Linked DNA regions of Homo sapiens: region 2 is linked to region 1. Evidence: read pairs that join two places in POLR2A ChIA-PET (ENCODE). Cell type or tissue: Panc1. All regions are shown on one strand.

Region 1 (5,000 bases):
ACACCAGTGACAAGCTGAGACAGCGAGTGGACTGCCTCAAGTGGGAATAGCTGTGGGGATATTGAAATATGGGGGCCGGGCGTGGTGGCTCATGCCTATAATCCCAGCACTTTGGGAGTCTGAGGCAGGCGGATCACGAGGTCAGGAGTTCGAGAGCAGCCTGGCCAATATGGTGAAACCTCATCTCTACTAAAAATACAAAAATTAGCCAGGCTGCTAATTTTTGTAAAAATACAAAAATTACAGGTGGTGGCACGCACCTGTAGTTCCGGCTACTCAGGAGGCTGAGGCAGGAGAATCACTGGAACCCGGGAGGCGGAGGTTGCAGTGAGCCGAGATTGCACCGTTGCACTCCAGCCTGGGTGACAGAGCAAGACTCCGTCTCAAAAGAAAAAGAAAAAGAAATATGGGTGGGCTGCTGTAGCAAGTGGACTAGACCCAGCTCCAAGTGAGGAGAGGGCTGTCTGAAGCCTAGGTAAGGGCAGGGGGGCTTCACTCTTAACTGGCTTGGCATTTAGTAGTGGTCTTTAGCAAAAGCCATAATAAATATATAGCCATGCTCTTCAGCTCAGTAATCCTATTGCCAGCTTATCCTAAAGTCATCCAAAAGAAGAAAAGTAATGACCTAACAGCAATGTTGGTATCAGTTCAGCCCCTAAAACTTAGCACTCCTTGGTGAAATTTTATTCAGTTGTTGTGTGTGGTCAGAAGTCCATCTCTTGGTCCCACATCCGTTGGAACCCCACTGTTATGAAACTTGGCACGTTGTGCTGTAATTATTTGTTTGCAGGACCAGTTTTTGTCCATCTTTATAGTTGCAGCATCAGCCCAGAATCTGTGGTGTTAGCACCAGCTGGGTGGCCACATTTTAGGGTTCTTGTTGCAGAACTCTCAATCTAAACTAGCTCAAGGTCAGGTGTGATGGCTCACGCCTGTAATCCCAGTAGTTTGGGAGGCTGACGTGGGTGGATCACCTGAAGTCAGGAGTTCCAGACCAGCCTGGACAACAAGACAAAACCTCATCTCTATTAAAAATATAAAAATTGGCTGGGCGTAGTGGCTGACACCTGTAACCCCAGCACTTTGGGACACCGAGGTGGGCAGATCACAAGGTCAGGAGTTTGGGACCATCCTGGCTAACACGGTGAAACCCCGTCTCTACTAAAAATACAAAAATTAGCTGGGTGTGGCGGCAGGCGCCTGTAGTCCCAACTACTCGGGAGGCTGAGGCAGGAGAATCGCTTGAACCCGGGAAGTGGAGGTTGCAGTGAGCCGAGATCGTGCCACTGCACTCCAGCCTAGGCGACTGTCTCAAGAAATAAATAAATAAATATACTAGCTTGAACAAAATGGGGGATTTATTGGCTCATGGAACTGAAGGAAGGGCTGAATGCCCAATTGTGGGAAGGGCAGGGATACAGGCCGACTTTAGGAATAACCGGACCCAGGACATAAATGCTACCAGGACGTTCTTTTCACCCCCAGTCTCTGCCTCTGTTTGTGTACATCAGCCATACTCCCTTTCCTGCAGCCTGTCTTTTTCCACATGGCAGGAGATGGGCCACTAATTCCCACAGACTAGCTTCTAGCTCTGTACATGTCAAACCTGTTTCTCCTCCTCTGTCCACGTGTGTGTTCAATGCTAGGCACTGTTTACATCCTCGTATCACCAAATGACTTTCTGCCCTGCACGTTGGTGTAATAAAATGAGGTGAGTCAGATTGGCGGGCATAGAATTATTCCTGGAAGCTGTTCCTACTTTTTTGTTAAAGTATCCTGTATTGTCTGATATTTTTGCTTTTATAATCAGAATTTAAAATGCCATTTCTATTTTTTAAGAAAAGACCTGGCCAGGCATGATCCAGCACTTTGGGAAGTCAAGATGGGCGGATCACTTGAGGTCAGGAGTTCGAGAGCAGCCTGGCCAACATGGTGAAACCCTGTCTCTACTAAAAATACAAAAATTAACCTGGTGTGGTGGTGGGTGCCTGTAATCCCAGCTACTTGGGAGGCTGAGGCAGAAGAATCGCTCGAACCTGGGAGGCAGAGGTTGCAGTTAGCCAAGATTGTGCCACTGCACTCCAGCCTGGGCGACAAAGCGAGACTCCGTCTCGGAAAAAAGAAAAAAAGACCCTATCACGCCTGTAATCCCTGCACTTCGGGAGGCCCGAGGCGGGTGGATCACCTGAGGTCAGGAGTTTGAGACCAGCCCAGCCAACATGATGAAACCCCGTCTCTACTAAAAATACAAAGAATTAGCTGGGCATGGTGGCGCGTGCCTATAATCCCAGGTACTCAGAAGGCTGAGGCAGGAGAATTGCTTGAACCCAGGAGGTGGAGGTTGCGGTGAGCCGAGATCGTGCCACTGCACTCCAGCCTGGGCAACAAGAGCAAAACTCCATCTCAAAAATACCCCCCAAAACCAAAAAAACACAAGATGCTAATGCAGCAGAATTAGACAAAATAGATCGATTCTTATCTTTTTATGTGTGTTTATCTCACTCTGTCACTCAGGCTGGAGTACAGTGGCACGAACATGGCTCACTGCAGCCTCAACCTCCTGGGCTCAAGCAGTTCTCCCACCTTAGCCCCCTTAGTAGCTGGGACTACAGGCACATCCCACCACGTCCAGCTAATTTTTATATTTTTTTGGTAGAGGCAGGGTTCTGCCATGTTCTGCCACTTGAACTGCTGAGCTCAAGTGATCCTCCCACCTCGGCTTCCCAAAGTGCTAGGATTACAAGCGTGAGTCACCATGCCTGGCCTGATGAATCCTTCTTGACCTGCTCCCTAAAGGTCTCGTAGAGCAAGAATGGCAAGCATTTGTTCTGAGTTGGTTGGCTTATTGTTTCCAGCTATCCCACCCCCTCCTATAATTAGATTATATGTCCAGCCCCATTACCTTGCTTTTCAGTGCCTCAAATGAGACAGTGAATGTTTCCCCACCCTTGTGACTGTGGACGTGACCATGTGACTTGCCTTGGCCAATGGGGCGTGAACAGACATGAAGTAAGCAGTAATCTTAGCTGAGGCGTTGTAGTAATTGTATGGTGTGTGCTTGGTTTCTATTGCGTGTGCCATCCATCTGAGAAGAGCATGCCCTAGGGATATGCTGCTTCTTCAGCTTGGGTCCTGGAATGAGAGACACCTGGAGTAGACTGGAACCTAACTCACAGTACAGCTGGGCCAAGTACAGTTGAGCCCAGCTAGCCTAGTGCAGCCACAGTTGACCTACAGACCTATAAGAAAGAAATGTTTGCTGCCGTAAATGACTAAGTTCCAGGGTTGTTGGTTACACAACATTGCCACAACAAAAAGCTGACTAATACTCCAGACACTGCATTCTCTCCCCAAATCCCCCCCGCCCCCTTTTTTTTTTTTAATTTTATGGGCCTGGCAGGCCGGGTGCAGTGGCTCACACCTGGAATCCCAGCACTTTGGGAGGCCTAGGTGGGTGGATCACCTGAGGTCAGGAGTTTAAGACCAGCCTGGCCAACATGGTGAAACCCTGTCTTTACTAAAAATACAAAAATTAGCCGGGCGTGGTGGTGAGCACCTGTAATCCCAGCTACTCGGGTGGCTGAGGCAGAGAGAAATGCTTAAAACCCTGAAGGCAGAGGTTGCAGTGAGCTGAGATCACACCACTGCACTCCAGCTTGGGTGATAGAGTGAGACTCCGTCTCAAAAAAAAAAAAAAAAAAAAAGGTATGGGCCTGGCGTGGTGGCTCATGCCCGTAATCCCAGCACTTTGGGAGACCGAGGTGGGCGGATCACCTGAGGTCAGGAGGTCGAGACCAGCGTGTTGAACATGGTGAAACCCTGTCTTTACTAAAAGTAAAAAAAATCAGCTGGGCATGGTGGCGGGCACCTGTAATCCCAGCTACTCAGGAGGCTGAGGTAGGAGAGTCACTGCTTGAACCCAGGAGGCGGAAGTTGCAGTAAGCCGAGATCGAGACACTGCATTCCAGCCTGAGCGACAGAGAGAGCCATCTCAAAAATTAATTAAATAAATAGATAAATACATAAATAAATTTTATGGAGATAAGAGTGGTGCCAGGGAGACCTCCCGGTTTGCCCAGCATTGAGAGGTTTCCCAGAATTTGAGATTTTCAGGTTTTATTTTTTATTTTATTGTATTGTATTTTATTTTTTTGAGGTGGAGTCTTGCTCTGTCGCCCAGGCTGGAGTGCAGTGGCGCCATCTCAGCTCACTGCAAGCTCCACCTCCTGGATTCACACCATTCTCCTGCCTCAGCCTCCCGAGTGGCTGGGATTACAGGCGCCCGCCACCACGCCTGGCTAATTTTTTGTATTTTTAGTAGACATGGGGTTTCACCGAGTTAGTCAGAATGGTCTCGCTCTCCTGACCTCGTGATCCGCCCGCCTCAGCCTCCCAAAGTGCTAGGATTACAGGCGTGAGCCACCGTGCCCAGCCTGAGACTTTCAGGTTTTAAAAAACAGCTTTATTGAGATAGAATTTATATTCCCATATACCTCGTTCACTTAATGAGCATATCAATGTTTTTTAGTATATTCACAGGGTTGTGAAATTATCACGGCAATCTTATTTTAGAATATTTTCCTCCCTCTTAAAACGAACCTCATACCCATTAGCGGTCACTCCTCACTCTTCTCCCTCGACCCCAATCCCTAAGCAACCACTAACCTACTTTCTGTCCCTACAAATTTGTGTATTCTGGACCTTCTGTATACATGGGATCATATAATATGTGGGCATTTTGTGACTGGCATTTTTAAATTAGCAATATATTTTCTAGGTCTATCCACGTTGTAACATGTATCAGTTCTTCATTTCCTTCCTTCCTTCCCAACCTCCCTCCCTCCCTCCTTCCCTCCTTCATTTCCTTCCTTCCTTCACTCCTTCCCAACATCCCCCCTCCTTTCTCTCTCTCTCTTTCTTTCTTTCCCTTCCTTCCTTCCCTCCTTCCTTCATTCCTTCCTTCCCTCCTTCCCAACATCCCTCCCTCCTTTCTTTCTCTC
Region 2 (5,000 bases), 440 kb before region 1:
TCAGGGGGTTTGAGCCACACAGCCTGGGTTCAAAGTCTCGTCTCCCGTTTTATCTAGCAGTGCGACTTAATTAACCTCTGTGGTGTAGTAATTGAACTTTCCACGAATTTTCCTATTTAATCTTTGTTACAGCCTTCTGAGGAAATGCAGGCACAGAGGAAGACATTCATTCTTTCAAAATCATTTGTTCAACCAATGCAGCGGCCTACTACGAGTGTGACATAGTTCTAGGTGCTGGAGTTCAGCGGGAGCCAGGTAATTTGCCTAATAGCAGTGGATTTGAAGACTGTTCAAGCCTGGTAGCACCAGCAGACCAGGTCGGCGCAGGCCTCAGCCCCGTGGCACTCACAATCTAGAAGTGGGAGACAGACAATACACGAATGAATGAGACCATTTAAAGATGCAGAAAATAAAATAGAGGGAGGGAATGGGATGCGCCGTCGGCTTATTGGAGGTGGGCCAGGGCTATGTGAAGGACCGAGGAGCCGCAGGGCGGGGGTGCAGGAGCCCCGGCACGGCGCCCTCTCTGCGGAGCCGACTGGGCGGCGGTCCCGACGCACGCTCCTAGGGTCAGCCGCAATTACCGCCTTTATTATTATAAGTCGCGGCCCCCGCACTGCCCAGCTCTTTGCGCCTTAGTTTCCCCCTCTGTGCGCACTCGGGTCGCGAGGCGCAGAGGACGCCCCAAACAACTTTGCGCTTCCCGGCCTGGCCGCAGGGCGGGGGAGGGGCGGCGCCGGGAGCGGACTCCGTTTCCCACAAGCCCGAGCCTCGCGCCATCTTGCCGGTGGGCGGTGGCTGCCCGGGGTTGGCCGTTTGGGCCGGCCGGGTGCCACCGCTCACCCCCAGCCCCGGCTTCTTCCGCTGGGGGCGTGGGACCTGCTACTCGGAGAGTCTAGGGACCCGGACAGCTCCTGCCCGCCTTCTCCACTCTTCCTTTCCCAGGAGCCCAGTCCACGTGTCGGTCCGTGCGGAGGAGCCCGTTCGCTCCTCGCTGGCCGAGGGCTGGAGGACCTGGACATCGGGGACCGCAGCGTCTCCTCACCAGACTCCCTGTCTGCACACGATGTCCACTCCCCTGCATTCTCAGATAGCCCCTATTCTCAGATGGCCTCAATGAGGACAGAATGAGGAAGGGTCCAATGAAGACTAGGGTCCTGGCGTGAGCGCAAATCGTCGTCCTGAGCGCTTAGAACGCCTGGGTTTGGGACTGGAAGGTTGCGTTTGGGGAGTACGGACAGCTAGGCCACCCCCTGCCGAATAGACCCTCCCCTACCCCTGCCCGGGGGCGGAGTAGGGGAGAGGGGCCTGTAGAGGGGCTGGCCCTTTAAGGGGGTGTGGTCGGGGGGCGGAGGAAGAGCGAGACAGAGAAAGCGCTTCGGCGGCTGCAGCTCGGGCGGCGGCCGCGGGGGACAAAGGGCGGGCGGATCGGCGGGGAGGGGGCGGGGCGCGGCCAGGCCAAGCCCGGGGGCTCCGCATGCTGCAGCTGCCCCCGGGCGCCCCCGCCGCCGCCCTCGCCGCGGAGCCGCGCGGAGCGGAGCCGGCGAGCTAACCCGAGCCAGCCGGCGGGCGTCCCGGAGGCGGTGGCGCAGGGAGGGGCCCGACGCTCGCACGTGGCCCCGGCGGCCGCCATGGCGGACAGCGGCACCGCGGGGGGCGCGGCGTTGGCGGCCCCGGCCCCCGGGCCGGGCAGTGGCGGCCCAGGACCACGCGTCTACTTTCAGAGCCCCCCCGGGGCCGCAGGAGAGGGCCCGGGCGGGGCGGACGATGAGGGCCCAGTGAGGCGCCAAGGGAAGGTCACCGTCAAGTATGACCGCAAGGAGCTACGGAAGCGCCTCAACCTAGAGGAGTGGATCCTGGAGCAGCTCACGCGCCTCTACGACTGCCAGGTGTGTTCCCACCCCGCGCCGACACCCCAAAATCGGTCTCGCGCCGGTCCGCCTGGCAGCTCCACTGTGAGCTCGCCTGTCACTGGAGTCAAAGGGCGCTTTGCTTCCCCGCGCGCTCCCCTCCCCTCTGCACTCCCGCCCCCAATATATACTCTTTCTTGCCTGACCTAAGTCACTTCTGCCTTCTCCGTTGCCTCGGACCCTGCCCCCCATCATGCCACTCCCCAGGTCAAGCCTAGTGTCCTCCAGACGCCTCAAGGGGTAGCCTGAGCCTTGGGCAAGAGGCAAGGGGGCTATCCTGGGCTGGCAGCGGCAGGAGGTCTCACCGCCTGGTGCCCGCTGGGTTAGACTGTGGTTACAAGGTGCTGGTCTGGTAGGACGGCTGCGGCTGGGCTGTTCTGTGGGCTAGCCTGGAGCTCCATCTTGGCGTGCGTGCAGGCTAGCCCGCTTTCTGGGCTCTGCTTCTCCACCCCCATGACTCCCTGGTTGTTCAGACGGTGACTCAGGCCCCGGGGGGCAGGGTGGAGGAGTGGGTTTGCCCGGTGCTGCCTGCCTACCCTAGCCCAGCCCTGGAATGCAGCTGACTACAAACAGGATAGGGGCTTCCTGGGGAGGGTGTGGCAGGGTGGTGGGCATCCCCTCCCTCACCAAAGCATGGGCTCTTTGTTTCCTCTTTGCCAGGCCTGGGTCCTTCCCAGTGACCCCTCAGCCTTCACTTCCTCCTCACTCCCGGGGAGCTGTGACAGGTGTTTGGGGGAGGGGAGGGGGGTATGATAAGCTGGGACAGCTGCACCCACCGGTGCTCTGGTGAGATGGGGGGCCCGGATGTTGGGGAGACACATCTGCTGGGTTCCCAGCCCAAGGTCCCCAACCCTGGCTGTCTGGCCTTGTCTGTCACCCCCCGTGCCCACTGGCAGGGACAGGAAGCTCCCCCCCCCACCCCGCTTTGGGCAGTTTGCCTTGGCACGGGCCTGATCTGTTTTCCTCCCCAGAGCAGCTGCTGTTCTGTCTGCTGGGCAGAGGGCTGGGTTCCTCCGAGGTAGGCAGGGGCCTCAACCCAGAGCCCCTCTCACACCCTCTCTCCAACTCAGGCTTATGTCTCTCCCTCCTCCCCCACCCCCACCCCAGGAAGAGGAGATCCCAGAACTGGAGATTGACGTGGATGAGCTCCTGGACATGGAGAGTGACGATGCCCGGGCTGCCAGGGTCAAGGTGAGGGGGCTGGGGGGCGATGGGTTGCCTGAGGCACTGCCCCGGGAAAGTGAGGCTGTGGAGCCAGGCCCTCAAGCCCCAGCTCCTGCCTCAACAGAATGGGGCCAATGCCTAGCTGTGAGGTTGTTGTGGCATCTCCTGTGCCTCAGGGTGGCCCCAGTCTCTTGGAAGTGGGTATAGGCGAGCTCCAGGCCCCCACTCCTGAGGACTCACTTATCCTTCCTCCCCCATCCTCTGCTAGGAGCTGCTGGTTGACTGTTACAAACCCACAGAGGTAAGAGATTTCCTGGGGGGCTGGCGGGGGTGGCAGGGTGAGGGGAGCCCGGCTCCTGTCATCTTGGGGTCTGGTCTCCTTAATGTTTACCCTCCCACCCCATCCAGGCCTTCATTTCTGGCCTGCTGGACAAGATCCGGGGCATGCAGAAGCTGAGCACACCCCAGAAGAAGTGACGGTCCCCGACCCAGGAGAACGGTGGCTCCCACAGGACAATCGCTGCCCCCCAACCTCGTAGCAACAGCAATACCGGGGGACCCTGCGGCCAGGCCTGGTGCCATGAGCAGGGCTCCTCGTGCCCCTGGCCCAGGGGTCTCTTCCCCTGCCCCCTCAGTTTTCCACTTTTGGGGTTTTTTATTGTTATTAAACTGATGGGACTTTTTGTGTTTTTATATTGACTCTGCGGCGCGGGCCCTTTAATAAAGCTAGGATACGCCTTTGGTGCAGCTAACAGGCTCGGCTGGTCTCTTTTAGGGGGGCACACTGCTCTTTGACTTCTGCCAGCTCAGCTTCTCCCCAGGTGACCACAGGCCTTCCTAAGGGCCACGTAGCCATGACGATAGCCCAGTGCTGGCTCCCAGACCAGGAGTTGAAAGTGGCTGGGGAGCTGTGGGGGTGGGGGGAGCAGTATTGCTGTTGGCAGGCAGGAACACTCCTTTCTCTCTGGGCAAGGGCCACCATGTCATTGAGCCTAGACCCCCAAGGCTCCACAGTCGGGAAAGGAGAAGGTGGTGGGGTATGCTGGAGCTGAGGTCTCTGAGTCTCTCAGGGCCCACAAACACACACAGGCTTACTCCTTGGGCTTTTAAGTGTTTTTTTGTTTGTTTTTGTTTTTTGTTTTTTTTTTGGAACAGTCTGGTCCCTGATGGGGGCCTCTCCCCCTGCCCCTCCCCAGTCTGGTTACAGCTCAGTTCGTCGCTCTATTTTGAGCAGCTCCACCTCGAACACCAGGGTTGCACCACCTGTAGGGGAGAAGGGGAGTCAAAATGCCAACCAGGGCCACAGGGAGGTGGGCTGGCTGCAGGTGATGGGAGGTATCAAAAGGTTTACTACCTGGAATCTTTGGGGGAGCTCCCCGCTCTCCATACCCTGTTGAAGATGCACAAAGAAACAGTCAGTGATGGCCAAGCTCCCTTCCAGTGTGGGCAAAGGGAGAGTGTTCCGCCCCTCTCAGCAAGAAGGCCAGAAATGGAGAAGGGTAATGGAGATGGGAAGGGGGTGCCAAAGGCCTGGCAAGGGCAGAGTGGGGCCACTACAGCTGAGTGCTTCAATGATCTTGCCCTGTACTCACTGCTAGACACAGCCAAACTTGGAGGAGGCATGTATTGTAATGAATGGATACGGTGAAGACCAATGAAAAGCTGAAGCAGCTTTCACCCTTCCCAGTCACACACCCCAAACTCGCTCTGCACCCTCAGGAGGGGCCTCTTACCTAGCTCGGATGGGATCACCAGCTTGCGCTTTTCCCCCTCACACATCCTGCAGGAAGACACATGCTCAGCCCATGGCAGCACCCAGGGCCCTTGTCTTGTATCCCTGGGGCTTGCCTCCCACAGCTTACCTCCTGGGCGGTGGCCATGCACGCCCCCACTCCCAAGCCCATTCCCCCATGACTCACCCCAGCA

Evidence for each region. Peaks named below come from ENCODE experiments on the same cell type or tissue, not always from the same donor. Only the 100,000 strongest peaks of a DNase experiment are listed, where the experiment ranks them.
Region 2: POLR2A ChIA-PET joins it to region 1 with 12 read pairs; 3 of 35 experiments call an interaction of 5 or more read pairs at or near these places.

What each region holds. Positions count from the first base shown.
Region 1 is chr11:63,801,084-63,806,083 of GRCh38, reverse strand. No RefSeq gene overlaps it. Among named protein-coding and RNA genes, the nearest start is that of SPINDOC, 9.9 kb to the left of the region's middle. In Panc1, no CTCF peak of the experiment used is centred here; a DNase peak (open chromatin) is centred at 2,853; H3K27ac peaks cover 282 bases.
Region 2 is chr11:64,243,305-64,248,304 of GRCh38, reverse strand. FKBP2 (FKBP prolyl isomerase 2) reads right to left here. Exons shown (of 6, transcript NM_004470.4): 3 at 4,994-5,000; 4 at 4,808-4,854; 5 at 4,429-4,464; 6 at 4,173-4,337. The coding sequence ends at 4,276. PPP1R14B (protein phosphatase 1 regulatory inhibitor subunit 14B) reads left to right here and starts at 1,362. Exons shown (of 4, transcript NM_138689.3): 1 at 1,362-1,889; 2 at 3,018-3,101; 3 at 3,343-3,375; 4 at 3,483-3,826. The coding sequence starts at 1,632. The coding sequence ends at 3,551. LOC114841035 reads right to left here. Exons shown (of 6, transcript NM_001370414.1): 3 at 4,994-5,000; 4 at 4,808-4,854; 5 at 4,429-4,464; 6 at 4,173-4,337. It overlaps PPP1R14B-AS1 (PPP1R14B antisense RNA 1), which reads right to left and starts at 2,439. Exons shown (of 2, transcript NR_135087.1): 1 at 2,216-2,439; 2 at 91-352. RefSeq lists silencers at 649-788, 1,509-1,688 and an enhancer at 4,597-5,000. In Panc1, no CTCF peak of the experiment used is centred here; a DNase peak (open chromatin) is centred at 2,381; H3K4me3 peaks cover 4,213 bases; H3K27ac peaks cover 3,399 bases.